Linked DNA regions of Homo sapiens: region 2 is linked to region 1. Evidence: read pairs that join two places in POLR2A ChIA-PET (ENCODE). Cell type or tissue: A673. All regions are shown on one strand.

The links. ChIA-PET counts read pairs that join two places held together with the same protein. Peaks named below come from ENCODE experiments on the same cell type or tissue, not always from the same donor. Only the 100,000 strongest peaks of a DNase experiment are listed, where the experiment ranks them.
Region 2: POLR2A ChIA-PET joins it to region 1 with 6 read pairs; 2 of 35 experiments call an interaction of 5 or more read pairs at or near these places.

The regions. Positions count from the first base shown.
Region 1 is chr1:38,920,462-38,928,461 of GRCh38, reverse strand. All of the region lies in intron 1 of RHBDL2 (rhomboid like 2), which reads left to right. It also overlaps the pseudogene RNU6-605P. Among named protein-coding and RNA genes, the nearest start is that of RHBDL2, 17 kb to the left of the region's middle. In A673, no CTCF peak of the experiment used is centred here; no DNase peak of the experiment used is centred here.
Region 2 is chr1:39,464,361-39,472,360 of GRCh38, reverse strand. MACF1 (microtubule actin crosslinking factor 1) reads right to left here. Exons shown (of 101, transcript NM_001394062.1): 95 at 7,249-7,266; 96 at 3,629-3,746; 97 at 2,746-2,814. Among named protein-coding and RNA genes, the nearest start is that of BMP8A, 23 kb to the left of the region's middle. RefSeq lists a silencer at 4,107-4,247. In A673, no CTCF peak of the experiment used is centred here; no DNase peak of the experiment used is centred here; H3K27ac peaks cover 388 bases.

The DNA.
Region 1 (8,000 bases):
AACAAAACAAAACAAAACATGGCCGGGCGCCGTGGCTCACCCCTGTAATCCCAGCACTTTGGGAGCCCGAGGCGGGTGGATCAAGAGGTCAGGAGATTGAGACCATCCTGGCTAATACGGTGAAACCCCGTCTCTACTAAGAATACAAAAAAATTAGCTGGGCGTGGTGGCAGGCACCTGTAATCCCAGCTACTTGAGAGACTGAGGCAGGAGAATCGCTTGAACCTGGGAGGTGGAGGTTGCAGTGAGCCAAGATCGCACCACTGCATTCCAGCCTGGGCGACAAAGCGAGACTCCGTCTCAAAAAAAAAAAAAAAAAAGAAAGAAAAAAATTTACATTTTAAAATCTTCAATTTATTTATTTATTTCAGAGACAGGATCTTGCTCTGTTGCCAAGGCTGGAGTAAATTTTCATTTTTAACTCTAATCCCATCACAGTTGAAGGAGTACCTTTCTATAACACTTGGTGCGTAGAAATCACAGGGGCTGTGGAACATGTGGGGGCTTTGGAGTCAGGCGCCCGAGACTCTTCTCCCAGCCCTCCCCTTATTAGCTGTGAGACCTTGAGTAAGTTACTTTGGGAGCCTGGGTTTCTTTATCCTTAAAATGGGAATATTATTACCCTGCTTTACAAAGTGGTAAAAATTAATGAAGACAATGCTCATAAAGTGTTTAGCCTGGATGCTGGCACACAGTAAGTGTTTATTATTCTAGTACCTCTTTATTATTTTATTTGATTCTTACCACAATTCTGTAAGATACTCAGGGCAGAGGTGAGCTCTGTTTTACAGCTGAGGAAACTGAGGCCCAGTGGAAAACTAAATGTGGATGCTGGGAGTAGAATTCAGGTCTTTATAGTGTCAAACACAAGGCAGGCTATTCTTCAAAGGCAGATGGCAAGCCCTTTTTTTGGTAGCCATTATGACATGGCAGCTTCACAGTGATGGTGCCCAGTGATGGTAGAATGATAATGGAAGTGGTGCGGCCTTGCAGAGGAAAAGGTTGGTAGGAGGCTCTTTTCTTTTCTTTTTTTTTGAGATGGAGTCTGGCTCTGTCGCCCAGGCTGGAGTGCAGTGGCGCGATCTCGGCTCACCGCAACCTCCGCCTCCCAGGTTCATGCCGTTCTCCTGCCTCAGCCTCCCGAGTAGCTGGGACTACAGGCGCCCGCCACCACGCCCGGCTAATTTTTTGTATTTTTAGTAGAGACGGGGTTTCACCATGTTAGCCAGGATGGTCTCGATCTCCTGACCTTGTGATCCACCCGCCTTGGCCTTCCAAAGTGCTGGGATTACAGGCGTGAGCCACCGCGCCCTGCCCGGTAGAAGGCTCTTTTCAACATAAAGTCACACAAAGACTTAGTCAATGTGTGGTTGGAATTCCTCCTTCCCCCTTTTCCCTCCTCTCTTTCTCTCCCTGTCTCTTTCCCTCCCTTTCTTCCAGAAGCATTCCTTTTAAAAAACATTTTTAAAAAAATAACTCTGATGTTTTGTATGGAATGCTTCACGAATTTGCGTGTCATCTTTGTGTAGAGACCATGTTAATCTTCTCTGTATTGGTCCGGTTTTTAGTATATGTGCTGCTGAAGCGAGCACCACAAGCATTCTTTTATTGATTGATTGGTTGAGATAGGGTCTCGCTTTATCACTCAGGATGGAGTGTAGTGCCACGATCTTGGCTCACTGCAACCTCCACCTCCCGGGTTCAAGCGATTCTCCTGCCTCAGCATCCCCAGTAGCTGGGATTAAAGGCATCTGCCACCTCACCTGGCTAATTTTTTGGGTACTTTTCGTAGAGATGGGGTTTTACCATGTTGGTCAGGCTGGTCTCGAATGCCCGACCTCAGGTGATCCGCCCGCCTCTGCCTCCCAAAGTGCTGGGATTATAGGCGTGAGCCACCGCGCCCTGCCCGAGTCAGGTTTTTTTATTGCAAAAGATGGGAACTGATTCTGGCTAATTAAATCAGGAAATGAATTTTATTGAAAGCACATTGAGTAAGTTACAGAATCACTTGAAGGCTGTAGAAACAAGGCTTGGGAAAAAAGCAGAAACAGAGACCAGGTACCTAGAATTACACCAAATTCCATCACAGAGCCAGATAGGTGAGGACAGCCTCAGTGCTGCTGCTGCTGAACGCCCAGTGCTGCTGCCTTTGTCACAGCCACAGCTGGCGTTGGATGCTGGATGCCATGCTGACCCCAGTGGCAAGGCGTCTGGACACTGGATACTGCTGCCACTGCTGCAACCACTGTAAAGAATTTTTTCCATCCTCACCTCCAGCCTCAGAAATCCTAAGCAAATGCAGCTGATTGGTCAAGCTGCCCTAGCTGCCTAGGGACATGCAAAAGTGAATATTGGGCATGGTTAATGTCTGTAGTGGGATCCGTTTCCTGCTGCCCACCAGGAGAAGATAAATTCCCCAAGAAAACTGACAAATGACGACTACGTACATGTTGTCAAAGAATCCACTGGAAGTCTTTGACATTTGCAGATTCAACACTTGCAATTTTGGTAATTTATTAGTTACTCCCAAAGGCCCATTATAAATGAATATGAGTTGAATGATTGGCTTTGCCTGTTAGTGAGCCAGGCCTACTGCTCTGCCTGGATATCTCACATGACTGTTATCCTTTATGTAGTTTGCATGCAGTGATTAAAATATTTGTTTCTTGTTTGCAGAGTAGAAAAGATTCATAAAATAAATAATCCAATAGTGCCAGTGATATAAACAAAGAGAAAGTGGGGAGGTATAAGACAGTAACTTTGTTTTTTGGCTACAAATAGAAGTTTTGGATAAATTGGCATGCTGTGTCAAGTTCAGTGGTGTCTAAGATCCCTGATATCATTAGATCCACCATGTGTGTCACTGAGATACAAGGAAAAGTTGTTCAGTGAGTGCATCAGCCAGGCTGCTCATCAAGAGAGAGATTAACCTTTTTTTTTTTTTTGAGACAGAATCTCACTCTGTCGCCCAGGCTGGAATGCAGTGGCAAAATCTCAGCTCACTGCAACCTCCGCCTCCCACTGCAACCTCCACCTCCTGGGTTCAAGAGATTCTCCTGTCTCAGCCTCCCGAGTAGCTGGGATTACAGGCACATGCCACCACTGCCGGCTAATTTTTGTATTTTTGCTAGAGACAGGGTTTCACCATGTTGGTCAGGCTGGTCTCGAACGCCTGACCTCAAGTGATCTGCCTGCCTCGGCCTCTCAAAGTGCTGGGATTACAGGTGTGAGCTACCATGCCTGGCCTGGCTATACTTTACAATGTAATTTTGGGAGACACTATGTGGTATGTAGTGCATTAGGGCATCTGAAAGGTCTGGAAAAATCTCTTGCAAATGTCAGGAGTCTCCTATGTAAATCTCTTTATAGAAATCTCTTTTCGGCTGGGCATGGTGGTTTAAGCCTATAATCCCAGCACTTTATGAGGCCTAGGTGGATGGATCACTTGAGGTCAGGAGTTTGAGACCAGCCTGACCAACATGGTGAAACCCTGTCTCTACTAAAAATACAAAATTAGCTGGGTATGGTGGTGCATGCCTGTAACTTCAGCTACTTGGGAGTTTGAGGCAGGAGAATTGCTTGAACCTGGGATGTAGAGGTTGTGGTGAGCCGAGATCGCACCATTGCACTCCAGCCTGGCAACAAGAGCAAAACTCAATCTCAAAAAAAAAAAAAAAAAGAAAAAAGAAATCTCTTTTCAACAGATTTTTTTTTTAAGGTAGTCAATTGTCCTGAGTAAATGAGCACAGTCCTGCCCTTTCAAGTCTTTGGCCAATACACTGGCTCTGTGATTGTTAACAAGTAATGCTTATTCTAGGCAAAGTCAGGAAGTAGCAAAGTTCCTTCCGTGTTTCCTTGTTTTTTTTTTGAGACGGAGTCTTGCTCTGTCGCCCAGGCTGGAGTGCAGTGGCGCAATCTCGGCTCACTGCAACCTCCGCCTCCTGGGTTCATGCTATTCCCCTGCTTCAGCCTCCCGAGTAGCTGGGACTACAGGCGCCCGCCACCACGCCTGGCTAATTTTTTGTATTTTTAGTGGAGATGGGGTTTCACTGTGTTAGCCAGGATGATCTCGATCTCCTGACCTTGTGATCCGCCTGCCTCCGCCTCCCAAAATGCTGGGATTACAGGCGTGAGCCACTGTGCCCAGCCCTGTGTTTCCTTTTAAGAGTACTTGTGGCCAGGTGGGATCTTTCTATGTTTCCTCTTGAGAATACTTGTGGATTACAGGCTCTCTCACACCTGTAATCTCAATGCTTTGACAGGTCAAGCAGGGAGGATCCCTTGAATTCAAGGGTTTGAGACTAGCCTGGACAACATGGGGAGGCCACCATTTCAAAATAATAATAATAATAAAGTTTAAAAACTTTTTTTTTTTGAAAAAAGAATACCTGCCAACCATGAAGGAAAGGGTTTTGGTTCTTTTCTCTCCCTCCCCAATCCTTAGAACCCATGAAAGGGTTTTGGTTCTTGGTGTGCATAAGGAACATTTCCATTTTTAACCAGAAGGCTAGAGACATTCTAACAATCTACTCAGTTGTTCCCTACCTGTAGGATGAGAACTTCTCGCAGCAGTGCCACCCAGTTTTGATCTGTGTATGCGAGGCCTTTCAAAAAAGAGTGGGCAGCAACTTGCTGCAGATAAGAGGTAGGAGGTTTGCTTAGTGAGTAAGAAAGCAGAGTCAGTGCAGTAAATCTCCACCCAGTGAATGACACCCAATAAGTGAGTGCTCGAGTGCCAAGTAAATGAATGGACAGATGTTGATGCTTGAATATTTCTTTGAGACTAGAATGTGTTGTAATCATTATTTTGTTTTGAGACTCCTGCTCCATTCAATTGGGCTTCCAAAAATTCTGGTAATCTGACGTGTGTTTCTGAACGCTGTATCCCAAGTTTGACCTATAGAGCCCATGGAGTTTATATACAGGCCATGCCCAAGGAAGGACAAAATTAATGACAACATGACCTTCGATTAGATTTGCTTTGTGAGGCTCCAGGGAGGGAAACCTTGGACCCAGGAGCTGGTGAATAGATTCCAGCAGTGTAAGGAAGAACTACCCATGAATTAGAACTGTTAGAAAATACAGCAACCCCGCTGAAGTCCATCTAGGTTGTTTATAATTCTTCATGGCTATGAATAGTTCTGCATGAATATCCTTGTAATATACCATTGTGTATGTGCTCAAATACCTTTGAAGGGTGGATTTCTAGAGGTTGGATGTTTCTGTTGAAAGGTATATGCTTTTAATAGTTTATACACATTGGCCAATTGCTTTCCAAAAGGCTGCATTAATTTATACCTCATACATTGCACCCATTGCCACACACCTCATAAATATGGGATATTCTCAGCCTTTTTTTTTTCTTTTTTTTGAGATGGAGTTTCACTCTTGTCGCCCAGGGTTGAGTGCAATGACACGATATCAGCTCACTGAAACCTCTGCCTCCTGGTTTCAAGTGATTCTCCTGCCTCAGCCTCATGAGTAGCTGGGATTACAGGTCTTGCTACCATGCCCAGCTAATTTTTGTATTTTTAACGGAGATGGGTTTCACCATATTGGCCAGGCTGGTCTTGAGCTCCTGACCTCAGGTGATCCACCGACCTCGGCCTCCCAAAGTGCTGGTATTACAGGCATGAGCCACTGTGCCCGGCCTAAGTCTTTTTCATTGTTACCAATCTAATAGGTAATATTTCCTCAGAAATTCAGGAGTGGGGCAGAAGATAAACGTGAGCGGGAGAGATGAGGAAATGTTAGAGACTGGAAGGAGCACCTGTGAGCATTATAGCACCAGGTATTGGAGATAAGATAAATCAGAGAGAGGCCCCTGTTCTCAGGAAACAGGGTGGAGAGGTATGGAAGTTGGAGGATGATAGTAATTGAGAAGAGAGGTAAAACCAAAATGCAGTGGCTCACACTTGTAATCCCAGCACTTTGGGAGGCTGAGGCGGGAGGATCGCTTGAGCCCAGGAGTTTGAGACCAGCCTGGGTAACACAAGAAGACCCCATCTCAACAAAGAAAAAAAAAATAGCTGGGTATGGTGGTGTGTGTGCTTGCAGTCCCAGCTACTTGGGAGGCTGAGGTGGGAGGCTCACTTGAGCCTGGGAGGTAGAGGCTGCAATGAGCCGTGATCCTGCCACTGTACTCCAGCCTGGGTGACAGGGAGAGATCTTGTCTCAAAAAAATTAAATAAAAAAACCCCAAATGTTTCTAATTGCTAGTAATGTGCTCATTTGGTGCTAGAGCCTGAAGTAGCTAGAACTACATGTCTACTTTACAAGGCAAGGCAGAAAGCAGACATGCAGTGAGTTTTGGCTAAACCGGTTGGGTCAACTATCTTTGCAGCACAGGAAATATATTTAGGCACTAACATATTTAAAATGGTGGTCTTGAAGTTGTAAAATTTCTGGAACTGTTGAAATCCCAAGATAAGGGCAAATGTAATCCTTATTTTTGTAGCTCCTTTTATACAGTTGTATTGTTAACAATGTGACATTTTATTTCCTCATAAAATGATTATGTATGATATTTAGATACAAAAAGGCTGATTTATACAATGTGAACTGTCCCTAATTGAACTTATTTTTAAAATGCTTTAATATTTGTGGTTAAAAGCTGCTGATCTTAAATCCACATTGTAGTTTTGTCAATTATGAGACGTGGCAAAAAGTAGAAAAAAATCATCAGTCTTCAAGGGAAATTAATAAAAGAGTTATATCTATGGACTGAATGTCTGACTCTGGGAGGCGGGTGAGTGGGTGGGTGAAAAATGCAGGGGAGAGAAAAAGCCTTTATTTTCAGAAAATTTGCTGGGGAAAAGAAAAATAAGATGTCTCTTCCTCAATTTATTGAATATAACCTATTCTAATGTGAAAACTTGCCTAATGAGTTTCATTTGAAAATCAGTTGAATTTGATCTGATTCCCAGTAACATGCAGTGTGAAAACAGGCGCCAGGCTCAGCTCCATGCCTTCCATCTATCCATCCATCCATCTAAAACTCATTCATCCATCCACAGCCAATAACAACTAATAATTATAGGGTGTTTACTACGTGCCAGATACAGTTCTTTTCTTTTTCTTCGAGACACAGTCTTGCTCCATCACCCAGTCTGGAGTGCAGTGGTGTGAATTTGGCTCACTGTAACCTCTGCCTCCCAGGTTCAAGCGATTCTCCTGCTTCAGCCTTCCTTCAGCTGGAAGTACAGGCACGTGCCACTATGCCCAGCTAATTTTTGTATTTTTAGTAGAGATGGCGTTTCACCAGGTTGGCCAGTCTGTTCTGAAACTCCTGACCTCAAGTGATGGGATTACAGGCGTGAGCCACCACGCCCGGCCCAGATACTGTTTTAAGTGCTTTACATGCATTATCTCAAGTAAGCTTCCCGGCAATGTTATGAAGCAAGTGCTATCATTATCCTCAGTTTAAAATGGAATCTGAGGGTTTCCCAACAAGTTAAACATAGAATTAATTACCATATGACCCAGCAATTCCACTCATAGGTATATGCTCCCCCTCAAACTGGAAACTGATGTTTAAAGAAAACTTGTGCCAGGTGCGGTGGCTCATGCCTGTAATCCCAGCACTTTGGGAGGCCGAGGCGGGCGGATCACGAGGTCAGGAGATCGAGACCATCCTGGCTAACATGGTGAAACCCTGTCTCTACTAAAAATACAAAAAAAAAAAAAAATTAGCCAGGTGTGGTGGTGGGCACCTGTAGTCCCAGCTACTCAGGAGGTTGAGGCAGGAAAATGGTGTGAACCCGGGAGGCGGAGGTTGCAGTGAGCCGAGATCACACCACTGCTCTCCAGCCTGGGCGACAGAGCGAGACTCTGTCTCAAAAAAAAAAAAAAAAAGAGAAAACTTGTACAGGGATGTTCACAATAGCGAAAAGGTGGAAACAACCCAAATGTCCATAAACAGACGAGTGGATAAACAAAATGTGGCGTGTCTATACAATGCAATAGCATTCAGCCATTAAAAAAAGGAAATTCTAGGCCAG
Region 2 (8,000 bases), 540 kb before region 1:
AAAAAGTAAACATTTTTCTCGAACTAGAAGGAAACACCAAATTCTGATTAAGCAAAATTTATGTACTAGCACTTGAATTTAGTAGTAAAGGTACTCTTAATATTTACATTGATTCAAATATTTCCCAAAATTGGGTATTATAGTCCTAAAGTTAAAAAAAAGAGAAGATTCCTAGTACTTGGTTGACTACTGTGATAGGATTTTCCCCCTCACCATTCTTTTCACTGGAGAAAAGATCTACCATTGAACCTACAGAACCAGACATGACGGCAGCCACCTCAAGTTCAGTTCATTGACCACCAAAGAGGCTGTCTTTGCTAAGGGAGTTATGCTGGCCACCTGAAACTGGCTGATGCGGGCATGTTAAAATTCAGTTCTAAGCTATTGTTTAATGGGTATAGAGTTTCAGTTTTACAAGATGAAGAGAGTTCTGTGGATGGACGGTGGTGACGGTAGTATGACACAAATATACTTAGTCCTGTACTTAAAAATGGTTAGGATGGTAAATTTTATCTGTATAACAATCTGAAAAAAAAAATGAGTTCTATTTCAAAATGTGTCTTTTAAATCTTCATAAATGAAATTTCCTAGATGTTCACTTATCTGGGGGAGCTAATATGTCTAATGATCAAAAACATACACAGTACCTTAGGTACAAGTATACCCATTATTTAGGCAGGAGCACTTTTTTTCTCTCTATCCAAAACATCATGATTTCCTGTGCCACGGATACATTCAGAAACTGAAATATCTGATTTTGGCAGTACCAGGAGACTGGCAAATCTAGCTAGTAAAATATTTTCATTTTTTTACACATGACTAAAAGCTACATGCAGTTTGAGATATCTTCTACCTTTTAAAATAGCTGTGTAAAAGGAGGTAAGAAATGATAGTGCACACTGGTGTTAAGAACCTTGTCACACATCTTGTACTGTCCTCAGTATAGCATTCTCTACATTCCAGAGACCCAAGGAAATATGCAACATAAATGAGTACAAAACCTACCATAAGCACTGTTTCCAGAAGCCACATTAATCCTTATAGAACTTCCAATATAGTTTCAAGTAACTTTGTTCTCTTCTCATCCTTCATACCCTTCTAACTTATTATAATCCATCCTAGTCCTTAGGTGTTCATCGCCTAGCACCATTTTTTATTTGATTAAAAATAGCTCATCCTGCCCATCACTGACAGAGTTACGAAATTTAAAACTTCTGGAGAGTTCTCTCCACAGTCAATGGATTGAGATGATTACTGAGTTCCAGGAGAGCACTCCTGGAGAGACACAGGAAAGTCTTACCTTGCTTGTTCCAAGGGATGCTAAAAAAGGTTACTAGCTTTCATAGAAAATAGCTTCTAGATGGCCCTCCCCAATTTCCTTGGGGTTCCAAATTTTAGATACTAAGATAAGGACAAAGCAAGCAGTGTTCTCCTTGGCCAGCAGCATGATGTTATCATAAATAGAGCAGGCAGCAAATAAACAGGCAATCAAGGATTCCAAAATGCCACATGCAATATCTCTTTTATTTAGTCTGATCATACATGACAGGAAAAATAGGACCTTATTCATAGATTTGGAAAGGAATAAAGTTGTTTTACTGAGTTAAAGTTAAAATGGCATATATTGTTTCTCATTAAAGCAATAAAAGACAGCTTTTAAATTCTAAAACTAAATACTTTCAAGTTTTTAAGTGTTTTCAAAATTACTTTTTTGTAGACAAGAGTCTTGCCTTGTTGCCCAGGCTGGAGTGCAGTGGCATGATCATGGCTCACTGTAGCTTTGAACTCCTGGGCTCAAGCAATACTCCCACCTCAGCCTCCAGAGTAGTTAGGACTACACAGGTGTGTACCACCATGCTTAGCTAATTTTTAAATTTTTTTTTGTGGAGATGGGGTTTCACTATGTTGCTAAAGATGGTCTTGAACTTCTGAGCTTCAACAATCCTCCTGCCTTGGGCTCCCAATGTACTGGGATTCCACTGTACCTGGCCCCAATTTTTTTAAAAAAGGAACCTCTAATGAAAATTATTACTGCTGAATTTTTACTCTGGTTTACTGTAGTAAACACAGAATGAGTTAAAATAAGAGGAACTACTTAGGGGCATATCTGAATTCATGTGAAAACTGCTATCTTTAGCTCTGTCCTCACTAAATGCTTCAGAATATGACTATAAATCATTTCCAAAGAAGTTATGTACTGTACAGCAAACATTTCTGCTAGGTTTATAAATAAACCTTAATAATTATGCAGGTGATCCAATAATAAACATACACAAAGGTGTGTCAGCCTCTGAAAGATATAACATGCTGACTAGGGGCACATACTCCAGACCCAGATTGCCCTGAATTTGAATCTCATCTCTGCCATTTACTAGTTGTTTGTCTTTGGGCAAATTATTTACGTTTTCTATGCCTCAATTTCCTATTCTGTAAAACAGAGATAAGAGCATCTACACTTCATATGAGGCATAAATGTGTTACTTGTAAAGTACTTGTAATAGTGTGTGGCACATAAAACTATATAAGTATTTGTTAAATAGAAACTCAAAACAAATTCCATGGACACTGTCTCAACAGTATTTTATGCACCATCAACTTGAGTAGTTAGAAAAGCTATGGTTTGGCCATTTCAAGCATTCATGAATGCAGCAGATACACAGAACCAAGAGATGTTACAGTTTAAGAAGCAAAGCCATTCTCAATGGGCTAGGGTGTGAGGAAGAGGGACAAAGCTTAAAAGCCAACCTATGGGAGACTGACTGGAAATCGAAGAGCTGGAATCAGAGCGCTTTATTTTACTCCCAGGATGGTGAACTAGAATAAAAAATACGTAAACAGAAAGAAACAGACAGGGCAGGAAACGCAGAAACTAGTCAAGAAAGACAAATTGGCAGACAGTGGGGGAGCCTCCTGTGCACCCACATGCAGCTCTGCTAACAGGAAAAAGGCAAGGACATAGCTGAAGAGGATTTAGCAATTGGAACCGGTCATCTCTTCCCTGTTGCAGTCCCCACACACCCCCTAGCTGCAGATGCCACCACTCATGCTCATATTAAATTGACAGTCTCCTTATGCTTCTGGGCTGGTGGGCCAGCCTTTTCACATTTAGCAGAAAGACACCCCATGGTCTTGCTTAGGTGGCCACCTGTCTTAGAAGTGAATGGGCTCACATGTAGGTGTCTTTATCCTTCCTCCTGGTCCAGGGGGCTCACCAGTTCTTCCCTGTATGAGAAGGGCCTAACACTCTCCCTGAGTATCAGCCACAGGAATTACAGGCAAAGGGATCTGAGGCACTAAGAGGGAACCTAAAGGGCTTCACTGGGCTCCTTTCTAGGATAGTGTTAATTTAATACCCCAAACAAACATTCGAGTAACACCAATACACTCTTAATTCTCATTACTGCATTCCTCTAGACCTACCTCCCCAAATAGCATCAACCTCTTCAGCTTTTTCTCCCTGGCCTATGCTGGCACCCCTGAGTTCTAATCTGTGCTAGTGGGATGACACCTGGGCAGCTTAACAAAATAAAAAACAGACAGACCCCACCATCAATGCTTCCTGTAAGCATAAAAGATCACTGCTGGGGGCATACCTAACACGTAATTCATGCTTAGAATGGTTCCTTACCTCGGCAGGGATCATTTTTCACTAAAAATTCATCCAAGGCCATCCATCCTCCACCAACGCGAACCATCACGGTGCTGCGCAGAATACGGACCAGCCGCAACTGCTGAGAATCCCCAAACTGTAGAATCAAAGGAAACTTAATTAATATATATGTCTTAAAGCAGATCTATGTTTTTCTCCCAAAGCAGACTGTATTCAGACAGGAATGACAATTTGATAGCTACAGAAGAATTGTTAACTCTCACAATTTTGCATTTTTATATATTTCACAAAAGGATTTTAAAAATAGAAAAGCAGAAATATCAAGCTAAAGACTGGTGTCTTGATATACTTTTTTCTTTGTGAGACAGAGTTTCACTCTTGTTGCCCAGGCTGGAGTACAACAGTGTGATCTCAGCTTACTGTAACCTCTGCCTCCCAGGTTCAAGCAATTCTCCTGCCTCAGCCTCCCGAGTAGCTGGGTTTATTAGGCGTGTGCCATCACGCCCAGCTAATTTTTGTATTGTTAGTAGAGACGGGGTTTCAACATGTTTGCCAGGCTGTCTTGAACTCCTGACCTCGTGATCCGCCAGTCTTGGCCTCCCAAAGGGCTGGGAATACAGGCATGAGACACTGCGCCGGGCCAATATACTTTCTATTGGGATAAAAATCACTTTTAATGGTCACACCACTGCCTCTGCACCAAAAGGAGAGGTAGGAAAACAGACAAAGTGTTAGGTCACTTTATTTTTTTAAAAGAGATTCTGCTCAATTAAAAATTCATATTCTTGGCATGCTAATTTGTTTTCCTAAAAGAAAGATTGTGGATATCAACTTCTGAATACAGTATGCTTTAAAGCTAAATGGAAAATAGTGAATACTATTTCAAGCCTTAAGGAAACCTTTGCAAAGCATCATTACAAGCTTAGAAGAAAATCTGATTTTCTGCATCAGGTTTTCAGGAATTAACCCGAAGTATTTGCTAATTGCAGTGTCACCAGCAGAAAAGTTTCTTCAGCTGAACAAATGATTAGGTCATATTTATACTAAAATTGAGTTGAAGCAATTAAAAATTGTAGCTCCCATGATGATTATGAACAGTATCCAATAATCATTTTAGATGCTAAAACAAGCATATTTCTGATTATTTATGTTTTCCCTTTTTTCTTGCCCAAACATTCCTACTTCCCAGCTCTAAACATCTGGAGTTTCTCATGGCATAAATTACCCTCTTTCCAAAATGAAGTAAGGAGCAACAAAAGAGAAGTATGCAGAGTTTCCAAAACAAACAAACATCTGGTAGGAGAAATGGAATTCCTAAAATCATTCAATTCAAGGGTTCCTCGGGTATGGAGTTGGTAGGATTTTCTTTTTCTTTTTCTTTTTTTTGAGATGGAGTCTCGTTCTGTCGCCTAGGCTGGAGTGCAGTGGCGCGATCTTGGCTCATTGCAAGCTCCGCCTCCTGGGTTCATGCCATTCTCCTGCCTCAGCCTTCCGAGTAGCTGGGACTACAGGCGCCCGCCACCAGGCCGGCTAATTTTTTGTATTTTTAGTAGAGACGGTGTTTCACCGTGTTAGCCAGGTTAGTCTCGATCTCCTGACCTCGTGATCTGCCCGTCTCGGCCTCCCAAAGTGCTGGGATTACAGGCATAAGCCACCACGCCCGGCCAGGATTTTCAAAGTTATAAAGGACAACTGTAACTTTAAAACAAGGCAGAAAAATTGAAAATGCAAGAAAGGATATCTGAGGTCATATAGCCATCCTCCCTCAAAATTAATATACTTGTGGTAATTCTCCATATTCCTTAGCTGCTCTGACTCAAATGCAGTATTTGCACAGGCAAGGCAATTGAAAAATACTGTATCCTCCCTCCCAGCCCTTTACTTTGAAAATAAAAGAAGTCCCACACCTTTCATCTGATACAATTTAAACATGTTTATACAAAGTGACTGCAGCAAAAGCACTGTGTGGTAGCAGCAGCACTGAACCCAGACTTGAAAGAGAATACACGTCCTGTCCTGGGAAGGAAGCTGCCCCCCAGGCTCTGTGAGAGCCCCCTCTCAGAAGCTGGGCCCCACAAGTGAAAATGAGAAGCCCTGTGGGAGGTTCTGAGAGATATGGAGGATTCCACCCAAGAGCAGTGCTCTTGGACCTGAGTCACTGCAAAGGGTTTTCTCTGGATGGGTGAGAGGCAGGGAGTATGCACCTGTGTGTACCCCAGGGTGAATCAGGAAGGAACCACAAGAGTACTTTATTCTTGGAATACTGTGTACTATAATTTATCACTCCATATATTTCATGTCCCCCCCAACCTTAATTTCACACTAAAGCTCTCTTTGAAAGATTCTAACTTGTTTCTGCTAAGCTATGGGGGAAAGGAGGTTTGACCAAGCCAGCAGCCAGTGTAGCTGGGGAAGTTGAGGCCAGAGTCACAAGTGGTAGGAGGGATTATGGCAGCTCTAAAAATGGAGACCTGTGCACACCTGGTAGGACAAGGTTGTCAGTGAGGCAAAGAACAAATAAGAGTCCTAAGGGTCAGTAACTGTTGTTTCCACCTTTTAAAAGGAAAACCTCTTACAGAGACTTGGGTTCTTGCAGTGGCTGACACTAGCTGTGTGAGAGTAGGCATGTGATCTTTGAGGCCTCAGTTGCCTGTGTATAAAATGAACTTCATAATTCCGTTCTCAACATTAGAAGTCATCTGACCCTCTCCTGATCAATGGAGCAGTAGAAGAGGGTGTCAGGACTCTTCAAAGGCACCCTAGCATTCACACACAGTCATTAGCAAATAGGCATATTGGACACTCTCAAGCAATGATGTTTTTTTAAAGCCAGTTTGTTCTCATCTTTAGTTTTTTTCTCTTATCCCCTGTTCTTCCCACTTGCCTAGAACATTTCTATAGTGACTTGCAAGGCCTGGGATGTTTGAGGGCCTGAAATCAACAACTAGTGTTTATAATTTCATATCAGAGAGACAGATTTTACTCATGCAACTTCCTTCCACATTGGAGGACACAGGACCCCACAGCACTCAAAAAGATCTGAAAGGTTAGAGTTACCAAGTGGAGTCAAAGCATCCAATCTTTTTTGCAAGTCTAATTTGGTCCCATTAAATCTTGGCTGGCTGGCCATAATCAGCATACTTCAGGCCACGGCCAATTACGATCTCCACACTACACTTCTCAGATACCTTGTAATTATAACATACAATATAAGTAACTACAAATATTAAAAAGATATTTAAATAGTACTGAAGTTCTTCAGGAATTGACTTACCATACATTACAAAATTTATTAACTGTCAAAAGATTCTAATATAAATAAGAACTGTGCTATTTGGTAATCTGACTTCTAACACAGAAGTACAAAACCAGGCTCTTCTTAGAAGTGTAATGGACTGATACCATAGCTTCACTTTCCTCCATTTCATCTCCTTTATAAAAAATTATACTTATATTCTTTTGCTGCTAAGATAGCTTTGCAATGCTGGCCCCATCAACAGTTTCTCCACTTGGTAAGACAACCAGGTGCGACCCAGGCATGCTTCAGATTACATCCTCTCCCCATAGCGAAGAACAGGCAGCATTAGCTACACAGACCATATCCATTGAGAAGGAGAACATTGCAAGGCACACTGTACCTGATTGCCGAGGAAGAACTATAGACAGTAAAGAGTAAAGGATGGAGGAAAGGAGGGGAAAAAAAAAGAGAACATTTTGTCAAATTAACACTAAAGAATGAAAATCATATCATTACATTTTTCTGGCAAAGTGACACACACTGAACATATTCTTACCAAGCTCCTGCCACAGGGATGTGGTTTTAATTTTTTTTTTTTTTTTTGAGAGTCTCGCTCTGTTGCCCAGGCTGGAGTGCAGTGGCGCGATCATGGCTCACTGCAACCTCCGACCCCGGCGTTCAAGCAATTCTCCTGCCTCAGCCTCCCTAGTAGTTGGGATTACAGGCATGCGCTACCAAGCCCAGCTAATTTTTGTGTTATTAGTAGAGAGGGTGTTTCACCATGTTGGCCAGGTTGGTCTCGAATTCCTGACCTCAAGTGATCCGCTCGCTCGCCTCTCTACCTTCCAAAATTCTGGAATTACAGGTGTGAGCCACCACGCCCGGCCAGGGATGTGGTTTTATAAACTATGAACTAACTCTCCATGCTATGTTGTTCTTGTTAATTCATTTCTCTCATAGATAATTAAAAACAAAAAACAAGAAAACAAAATCCAACAAGCAGGCATAAGATTATATGGAGCTTTATTAACTAAATGCCCTAGGTTATATTCAAAGCAGATTCACCCAGCACTCCTCAGGAGACTGCAGCATGGGGTAGATTTGGTGTACTTTGAGGACATTTTGGATATACTAATGAAACATGGACCTTCC